4 separate regions of the Homo sapiens genome follow, and all the other regions are linked to region 1. Evidence: chromatin loops called from intact Hi-C (ENCODE). Cell type or tissue: Caco-2. All regions are shown on one strand. Region 1 has its middle 330 kb from the start of FSTL5. Region 2 has its middle 130 kb from the start of MIR4454. Region 3 has its middle 55 kb from the start of MIR4454. Region 4 overlaps LOC101928081 (a long non-coding RNA gene).

The links. Hi-C counts contacts between places; a loop is a spot of excess contacts. Peaks named below come from ENCODE experiments on the same cell type or tissue, not always from the same donor. Only the 100,000 strongest peaks of a DNase experiment are listed, where the experiment ranks them.
Region 2: a loop joins it to region 1, with 13 times the contacts of the local background. A loop is called at or near these places in 7 of 110 quality-filtered maps.
Region 3: a loop joins it to region 1, with 27 times the contacts of the local background. A loop is called at or near these places in 46 of 110 quality-filtered maps.
Region 4: it touches region 1 in a loop (7-fold over the local background); 2 of 110 quality-filtered maps call a loop at or near these places.

Annotation. Positions count from the first base shown.
Region 1 is chr4:162,496,283-162,498,782 of GRCh38, forward strand. No RefSeq gene overlaps it. Among named protein-coding and RNA genes, the nearest start is that of FSTL5, 330 kb to the left of the region's middle. In Caco-2, a CTCF peak has its summit at 1,492 (motif pointing right); no DNase peak of the experiment used is centred here.
Region 2 is chr4:162,958,158-162,960,657 of GRCh38, forward strand. No RefSeq gene overlaps it. Among named protein-coding and RNA genes, the nearest start is that of MIR4454, 130 kb to the right of the region's middle. In Caco-2, no CTCF peak of the experiment used is centred here; a DNase peak (open chromatin) is centred at 1,134.
Region 3 is chr4:163,037,089-163,039,588 of GRCh38, forward strand. No RefSeq gene overlaps it. Among named protein-coding and RNA genes, the nearest start is that of MIR4454, 55 kb to the right of the region's middle. In Caco-2, no CTCF peak of the experiment used is centred here; a DNase peak (open chromatin) is centred at 1,253.
Region 4 is chr4:163,110,550-163,113,049 of GRCh38, forward strand. The region is part of intron 1 of LOC101928081 (a long non-coding RNA gene); the gene reads left to right. It also overlaps a transcript of NAF1 not described here. Among named protein-coding and RNA genes, the nearest start is that of MIR4454, 18 kb to the left of the region's middle. In Caco-2, a CTCF peak has its summit at 1,211; no DNase peak of the experiment used is centred here.

The DNA of each region.
Region 1 (2,500 bases):
GCATGCTCTGTAATGCAAAATACAGGGGGCTTTATTTTGGGTCATCAAAACCTGCACTACAATTTATAGTTCTGCCCCCAAAGGGGTTTCATTTTAAAAATAGAACATGCAGATAAAATGCTTGACTACATGTTGCCCTGCATTTTTAGAGCTGGGGAGGAGTTCCGGGCTGGTTTTCCTATCAGTGACTCCTTAACTAATTGTCCTCTGTCTTGCCTCGCTCTGCATAGCTCTGTGACTACAGTGTCTCTTGTGTCCTCAGAGAGGCTGACCTCCTCACCCCCAGAGAGGCTGCCCTCCTCGCCCCAACGACCTACAGCCTCTTCCCACGTGAGAAGGTTGTGCACTCTCAGCATTGTTTCTTCTCTTCACAAAACTTCCATCTACTGCTCATGACCCAAGTTCCTCCATAGTACCTTTACATTGGTGAGCCCTTATCTTGATCTTTCTGACCAGTAGCTGTTTTTCTAATTGAAAATTTGATAAAATTCTGGAAAGGGTAATAAATGGGTGTGCTTATATTTCATAATGAGCAGGAAGTACATATTCATTTCACATCTTCTCGATACTGTTATGCCCACTTGGCTTAGTATCATGGGTGGTCATGTAAAGAGTTTTTGCAATCAGTATTATTCATTTAGAAATTAGGTTGGAATATTTAATAAAAATATGTTGACCACTTCAGTATTTTTGTATAAAGGCAGTGTTCACATTGCACGGTAGTGCAGAACCATAAAAGTAGTCATGCAAGTTTAAAATGTACAAGGCTATTTTAATCAACATTGGGAAAATGTACATCAGGTTTGCTTTCACTAAGTTCCTCTGGTTGTATATCTGAAGTCTTGTCATTGAGACAATGTGAACGTTTCCAAGTTAAGTTATTTCTTCTATAAGTCAATTTATGCTTGATTTGGATTTCATTTCATTCATCACTTTTTGTTTCTTTACTGCACTTTTATTTTTGTTGGCTGATTCTCTCTTTCAATTATCCATTTTGGTAAAATATCTCATGCATTTATCACTGGAAGACTATGAGAACTAAGAGGGAGCATCTTCTTGGTTAAAGCTATAGCTCACACTTGTGAATAAGAAAAGGAGTGTCAATGATCTCTTTATTTAAAAAGTATGTTCTTTTCACTTTTCTGCTCTCAATCATTTACAAAAAGCCTAGAGAAACTGAATTTATTAACAAATGACAAGATAGCATGCCCTCTCTCCATATATATATATGTTCGTGTGTGTGTTTTAGTACAAGAATATATATTTGAGACGAGTTATTTGTATTCAAATGTATTTTTTAGGATTGTAATCTAATATTTAACTTTAAAATATCTGCTTTTCTAAATTTTCCTTCATGATTAACCCCCCAAAAATTGTGTGGGGTGAAGCTGTTTCTGGTATTGTGTGGGATAAAACTGTTTCTGGTATTGTGTGGGATAAAACTGTTTCTGGTATTTCTTCATGTAACCACATGATGGCAGCAAAGGATAAGAGCACAGGCATACAGCCATTGCGCAATAAAAAGCAAAAACACAGTTATAGAATAAGTACACAATTACGGAACGGTCCCAACGTAGAAAACTAATTTATATTATATAAGCCCTCAGAAACATTCAGCTTATTATTAAAATGTAAAAGTCTTGCTATTTCTAATTCTAATGGGTGAATAATATAGCCACCAGTGGTTATTTTGTTGACTATTTAATCACCTTCTTAACCATACGTTTGGATTGTAGTTTCCCATTCTTAGTTATCTAAATTATCATTTTCAACTTTTCTCCACCTAAAAGTTTATTTCTTCCACTTATTATCATTGTAGTCATGAACACAAAGACATATGTATACATATATGTATACACACACACACACACACACACACACACACACACACACACACAGAGCTTATGAATTTTATCTTCCTATTTGTGCTGCCTTCAATTACTTTTAAAACACATTTTATTTCTTTCCATAAGTTGTACACTCACATTTGTGACCTAGATGCCAGACTCTGTGGCTACTACAAAGAAGGTCAGGAACTTTAAGTGCTCCTGTCCGCTGTCAATATCACAGCTGCCCAACACCATGAAGTTAGTGACAGAAATGGAGGGCTGGAATCCAGCCACGGCAAACATGCACACATGAGAAAGTCCACCCTTCAATCAGGGAAAAAAATGGCCTCCAGTGACTTTCTGCCTTCAAAAACTTGTAGGACTATATTAAACTATGGAATTTAAATTCATTCAGACTATAATGGCAAGCCAGACATGGCCATGTAATTTTATCATTCCAATCCCTAAAAAGGGATGGGGACAGGAATGGCAGAAATTGATTCTCATTGTCAATAACAAGAATCCACGATTCCCTTTAAGGATGTTCTCAATATCCTTAAACCTTTTCTACTAATTATTAAAACCCATGATTTTGTTATTGCAAAAAATATCGTGATAACTTTCAGTTTTTGGTGATTAAGAATAAAGTTTCTTTTAGGAAGTCAATTCCA
Region 2 (2,500 bases), 460 kb after region 1:
AAAATCTATTTCCTTCTTGAAATCAGTTTCTTATTTTTAAAATCAAGAAAAAAAAACAGTATGTTTCTGGTGGAGATTTTAATTTTCCAGGGAAATATATTTCACATCTAGTAAATTCAAGACGTTATTCAAAGGTAGCTGGAGTGTGATTACCCTCCTGAGAAATCACAAGTCTAACAACAATAGTATTTCTCAAATGGCTGCACTTCAGTCTTCACATATATTTGTTGTTTTCCTCTTTCTGCAAGCATGATAAGGCACATGTTTATTTTGTTTCATAATTAATTTTAGTTTCCAGGAGAATTAATTGATGTATTTATTCTGTTTTAACAGAACATACTGAATGTTTACTTAGGTATCAGACTCTTGACCAGTTGTTAAGGGTGTAAACTTAAATAAGATATGGTAATTTCCTTTTTAAAATTGTTTCCCAACAAATGAAGTGCAAATTGTTTCTTAAGTGGGCTTTATTTCTCTGCCATCTTAGTCTGTTAATTCAGTTTGTCAGAGATCCCTTCTTTGCTAATTGACCAAGAATTTAATCTGGTAAATCACAATGATTTGGGGTCATTTTGCTTCTAAGAACATTCTCTTTTTAAAGACAATTTCTAGCCCCAATAATATTTTCGGTGTAAAGTCCTCTTTATCACTTCTCTCCACCGCAGGTTGCAGAGCAGCAGTAGGGAGACAAGCTGACACGTTCCTTCATTTATTCTTCTTCCACTTTCCTCCTCCACTTGCTCTGATTCTTCCTGCTTATTGTGGACTGTGAGCAGAAGAAAGGGGAATGAAACAAGGACAAAATGTCACATTCTCTTCCTATGTCATCCCTGTGGTTGGTGTGCTTTCTCCTGGTCCTGTGATGGGTAGCATTGCTGGGTTCTTCAGAGAAACTGAGAGACACCCTTCCCCTGAGAACCTCCCACTTCCCTGTCACTGACACTGATAGCACACTTTCTGCCTGACCCGTTTCCTCCCCACTTTCCTCCCCAGTCAGGCATTCCTCTTGGATGGAGGTGTTTCAAGAGGATCTGGTTTCAGCTATTCTCTACAGTGTCACTCCTCTCAAGCCAACACATACATCCTGAACCCACTAATGTGTGTAAGCACATGGGTCCCTCAGCTCCCTCTGCTGTCCATCTGCCTCTCATGGGCAACTCCAGGCAGCACCTGCCTTCTTCAGAGCTCACCAGGAGAGAAGCAGGCATGAGGCTCTCTGCTCACACGTGCCTCCAACCTCTGGGAAAACATGTCAGGATCTTTCTACCAAGAACCCCTTTTAATGCCAGCTGCAGCCCTAGGCAGGGCTCCCTGACTCTGCTGCCCACCAAGCCTCACCCAAGAAGTGAGATGCAAGCCAGCCCTTCATTACCCAGAACACCAGTCTTAAGTGTCCCCACCCCTTCCTTGCATGACTTCAAGTGGGTAAGGTAACGTCCTTCCCTGTTTCTCTCCATAGGAAAGAGAGAGAATCACCACCATAGCGTTTGTACTCAAATGAATTCTCTTTTTCTTCCTTCTTCTTTTTTTTTTTTTTTAAATGGATGGAATCTTGCTCTGTTGATCAGGCTGGAGTGCAGTGGTATGATCATAGATCACTACAGCCTCCAACTCTTGGACCCAAGTGAACCTCCTGCCTTAGCCTCCCCAGTAGCCATTAGTACAGGTGCTATTTTGGCTGCTTTTTGGCAATACCTGCATAGATAAGTTCAGCACTTCCCTTCAGACTGCAGATGTTGTTAGCCCTTCCCACCACCATTGTTTTCAACCTGTAGGTTTTAGCCAAAATTCTAAGACAGGATGAAAAGTCCCCTTTCACATCCTGCTATAAAACAATTTAAGACACCATTATATATTATTCTAATATAAAACTTAGTTCTATTTATAAGTGTAATAATTTATAAGGGAAAATTGCACTTTGTAGACAACTTGAAAGAAGTGAATGATGAAGAAAAATGAACATATTGAGTTTACAATAATTTCTATGTACCAAAATCTTTCTTTAAAAAAATCAGCAGCTAACATATCAAAGAAATTCTATATAGAACTGTAAATCCTTGTCAAGTAGGCATCTCATAAACTTTTGTTATTATTTCCTTTATGTCACATCTCAAGAGCTCTCCCACTCTTCTTCAATACTTAAAGCAATTGCTTTTCTTCCTTCCCCCAAAGCTCAGCTTTAGCAGGAACTTGGTCTCCCCAAAACCCTCCATTCTTGTTCCTGCTGAAGGCAAGCCCACTGTTCAGTTGTGTCTTAACAGAACTTTGCTAATCACTATGTGGAATAAGAAACCCGGTTCAATTACAATGATTACAGACAGAATCCTAAGCTCTTCTGACAACATAAGTCTTAATGTAATGTATTTGAACCAGTTCTTAGAACTCTAGCCTCTGTCTTTATCCCGAAAATGGACCTCATGCAAAATAGCAATGACAAAACAAACAACAAAAGCAAAGCAAACGATAGAAAGACCTCCTTTTTATCCTAAATTATAGCATA
Region 3 (2,500 bases), 540 kb after region 1:
TAAAGATCGTGTTTGTGGGTGTAAAAGCTAAAGAAAATATTCTTTACCAACTCTATCCCTTTTTTATCTTTTTTATATTAAAAGATATAATTTATACCCCATAAGTGCAAAAATTATAGCATTTAATCCTGATATTTATTTACGGGTTAATAGTATATATTATATACTACCTATAGTAAGATACACATTATAAATGTTAAATGTACATTTTAGAAGACTGTAATAAAGATGAATAATAAATACCCTTTAATTTTAATTGTTAATGCTATAATGCATTTCCTTTCACTAACATTCATTATGTTACTACTATGTTTAATGACAGTAATGTGATTAAATATACTTCCTTATATTTTAAATATGTATTTAATATTTTGTGATGCAGAGATACACAAGTCAGTTTCTAAGGTTAGCTTACATAAATATTGGGTTGAAATGACTGAAAATGTATTTCAAAAGATTCACATCCAGAAGGAGGCGGAGCATGGCCAAATGAAACCCTCCTGTGATCCTCCCCCTACAGGAACACCAAATTGATCAACTATCTGTGCAACAAAGCACCCTTATAAGAACCAAAATACAGGTGAGCAATGACAGCACCTGGTTTTAAGGGCATATTAAGGAAAGAGGCACCACAGAAGGTGAGAAAGACAGTCTTACATTGCCTACACCACCCTTCTCCCATCTCCTGGAAGCACAGCACAGACAGAACATATGTGTACTTGGGGGATGGTGAGTAATTGTGGGACTCTGCATTGGAACTGACTGCTACCTTGTCACAGTGGAGAGCAACACAAGGCAGAATTCTACTGATGCCCACAGAGGAAGCATTTAGACCATTTCTGGGCCAGAGAGGAATCCTCCACCCCAGCAGTAGGAACCAGATTTCCAGTTAGCTCCACCAATTGACTAAAGTGACCTAGGGCCTAGAATAAATTTGAAAGGCAGTCGAGCCACAAGAAAACTGGGGGCAAGTCCTGGTGCTGCAGTGGGACCACAGCCAGTGGACTTGGAGCGAACGTGACCCAGTGAGATGTCAGCTCTAGTGGCCATGGGAGTGCTTGTGTCACCCATCCTCCAACCGTAGGCAGCCCAGCACAGAGAAAGCGACCCCTTCTGTTTGGGGGAAAGTGAGGGAAGAGAATGAGAAACTTTGCCTAGTAATCTAGGGAGTTCTCTTGGATCTTACACAGGCCCACCAAAGCTGTACCTCTACCAGGCTACAGAAATTACAGCGTTACTGGGCTTGGAGTGCCCCCTAGTGCAATTATGGCTACAGTGACCAATGACTTAAATCACAATACTCAATTTTTTTTTTTTTTTTTTTTTTTTTTTTTTTTTTTTGGAGACGGAGTTTCGCTCTTGTTGCCCAGGCTGAAGTGCAATGGCGCGACCTCGGCCCACCACAACCTCCGCCTCCGGAGTTCAAGCGATTCTCCTGCCTCAGCCTCCCGAGTAGCTGGGACTACAGGCATGCGCCACCACACCTGGCTAATTTTGTATTTTTATTAGAGACGGGGTGTCTCCATGTTGGTCAGGCTGGTCTCAAACTCCCGACCTCAGGTGATCCGCCCTCCTCGGCCTCCCAAAGTGCTGCGATTACAGGCGTGCGTAAGCCACCGCGCAAGGCCCACAATACTCAATTATTTGAATACCTAGAAATCCTTCTCAAGAAGGACAGGCACAAACAAGTCCAGACTGTTAATATTAGAATACCTGACTCTTTAATGTCCAGAAATTGATGAATATCTACAAGTATCAAGAACATCCAGGAAAATATGACTTCACCAAATGAACTAAATAAAGAATCAGCCACCAGTCCTGGAGTGGCAGAGATGTGTGACCTTTCCGGCAGAGAATTCAACATGGCTGTTTTGAGGAAGTTCAATGAACTTCAAGATAACACACAGAGAGGGAAATCAGAATACTACCAAAGAAATTTGACAAAGAGGTTGAAATATTGTAATAAAAATCAAGCAGAAATTCTAAGGCTGAAAAATTCAATTGACAAACTGAAAAATGCAACAGAGTCTCTCGACAGCAGAGTTGATAAAGCAGAAGAAAGAATAAGTGAGCTTGAAGACAGGCTATTTGAAAATATACAGGCAGAGAAAAAAAGTAAAAAGAATAAGAAAGAATAAAGCACACCTATAAAATTTAGAAAATGGCTTCAAAGGGGTGAATATAAGAGTTATTGGCCTTAAAGAGGAGGTAGAGAGAGAGAGATTGGGACAGAAAGTTTCTTCAAAGAAATAAAAGAAATCTTCCAAACCTAGAGAATGATATCAGCATTCAGGTACAAAAAGGTCATAGAACACCAAAGTCTTATTTAACTCAAATAATTTAATAACCAACCTCCCAAAAATCAAGGATACAGCAGGGATTCTAAAAGTGGTAAAAGAAAAAAAAATAATAACACACAAAGGAGCTCTGATATGTCTGGCAACAGGCTTCTCAGTGGAAACTTTATAGGCCGTGAAGGACTGGGATGACATATTCAAAG
Region 4 (2,500 bases), 610 kb after region 1:
TACTGTATCATCATCTTAACTTTGAAAGTTAACTTGTAAATGAATTTTGCATATTCTCTTACTGATCTGGAAATCTAAGGTCAAGCAAAAGTGATGTTTATTTGCTTCAATACATTTCCACTGAAAGAGGACAGGAACTAGAGACAGATTTTAAGCTTTCAGTTTTGTTTTTGGTTTTCCTATTTTTGTTTCCATCAAGTTAAATTCTACTATGGATTTTTTTAACTCAAAATTGATGAGCTCTAGCACTTTGTAGCGTAGTTATTTACATATTTAGTCTTAGGAACCTGGAACTGTAATCTCTAGGGATTTATTTATATTTTTTAAAAATGGATTAAGGCCTACATCAAAACTGAGATAGAGCTGCTTGAGTTTTGTTTCTCCCTCTATAATAACTAGAAATTGTATTCCTTTTCACATATTAAACACCGGAAACATTTTAAAAAAGGTAAACCCCAAAAATTGCTTTTTGAAGGTTCCTCAGAAAACTCCTTACTAATTTATATCTCGCAAAAAAACTTTTTTGTAGATTTCTGGACATAACTTCAACTATTGCATAACTACCTTTTGTTTTTTTCAGAAGTGACAAGTGTTGAATATATACTTCTAGATACAAAGCTGAAGGACTGATTTGGTGTTAAAAAAATAGGTGAATATGAGTCAAGTTAGGAAGTAATTGAATACCAGAGGAGAGGGAGGAAGTAGTGGGAAAATGTCTTTGGTAGTTGTCAACCCATTTGAAACATTTAAATTCAGAGTGCTATCCCTAGAAAATTGGAAAGCAGGTTAATTCTTTAACCACCATTATTCCCTCCCCATCTCTGAGCATAAAGTAAAAGTAATATACAATCCTTATTGTTCTTCTATTTTGTTTTGAAACACAAAATAAAATGAAATAGAATGAGCTTGATCAACTGGAAGGATGGAGTTGTCATAAACTGAGGGAGCAGAAATGTCCAGTGGCGCAAGTTTGGGGTGAATTTAGAATTCATTTTGGACGTTAACATACCTATTAGTCATTTAAATAAAGATGTCAGGGAGTTTGTGCATTTCTGAGTCCAAGTGTCTGGAAGAGAAATGTGTACATAAAAAACATAAATGGATCAAGCATGAACTCTGTGACCCTCCTACCTTAAGAGACAGGGAAAAGAGAATCAATTAGAAAAGGGGACTGAGAAAGTAGAGCCACCGCTAGTGTTTTGTTCTAGGTAAATGGCATTTCTTCGAATTGTGCACTAGGTGGCCCATCTGAGAGTGAGCCGTGAACTAGGAGGAGAAAAAAGTAAAAGAGTTTGATGTCCTGGAAGCCAAGTGGGAAACATTTTAAGGAGTAGAAAATTTTATCAATCACGCAAAAAACGTTAAGTATGATGAAGACTGAGGTCAGACCATCATAGTTTGCACTGTAAAAGCCATTGATGACTTTGAAAAGGGCAGTTTCCACTAATGGAGGGGGAAGCCTGATTAGAATAAGCTACAGAGGAAATGGGAGAAGAGGAATTGGGAGTCTGAGATTATTAATAATTTTGCAAAAGAAAGCAGAACAGCTCAGTAGCTGGTGAAATGGGCCAAAGCAAGGATAAAAAAAATAAGATGAGAGAGATAATAGCGATTTTACAAAATGGAAAAAATGATTGGGGGGGGAGAAAAATTGCTAGAGTTCTCTCTCTCAGTAAGCAAAGACAGTACACAAATAAAGTGATTAGCTTTAAGTAAAAGTACTCTGTAAAGAAGGCAGTCATAGAATATTGAGGAAAAAAGTAGGTTGGTAGGTGAACATGGTGATGGAAATCTGAATGTATTTGAGCTATCACAGGTTGGATTCACTGGAAGCAAATACTGAGATGGAAATTGGAATACTGAACATGTGTTAGGGATCAACACTTAGGGAAGGGAGAGAGAGGAAACACATGGATGGAGGAGAAATTCAAACTGCAGTACATGCTTGGCAAAGCTTAACCAACCCAAAGAGAGCTCTGGATTTGTTCCTCCAGCCTTTATGCTGCCCTCAACCACTCCTTCTGGAAATGGACATTGGATTTGGGCTCCCCCTAGAAAGGTGCACTTAGGGCTCTCCATAAGTGAGATGGACTTTATAGTTGCTGAATGCTGGAAGATATCTGCTAACCCCAGCAGCTGGGGTATAAGGCTCTTTTTGTGAAGAGGGATGTGGATGATACAGCTCTATGTCCACCCAATAAAACTGTTTCCATTTTCTCAGTACAAAGAGGAAAACAAAACTGCTACTGAGGAGGGATAGTGAAATCAGGGAACAGAAGGCTTGAAGGTTGTAGAGGAGAGTTATGAAATTGTCACCTTGGTGAGTGACAAGTGAATGGACTAGGAAAAAAATATTGCAGCTTTAAGGCTCCCTTTTAGGTTTGGTAGTTATGAATCTCAAGTGATACCAGACAGCATGAGTGTTGGGTTTTCTCCGATCACGTTCAACTCTATATGTGTAGATGCAGGAGCAAAGGGAGACAAGAAGAAAAATTGAGAC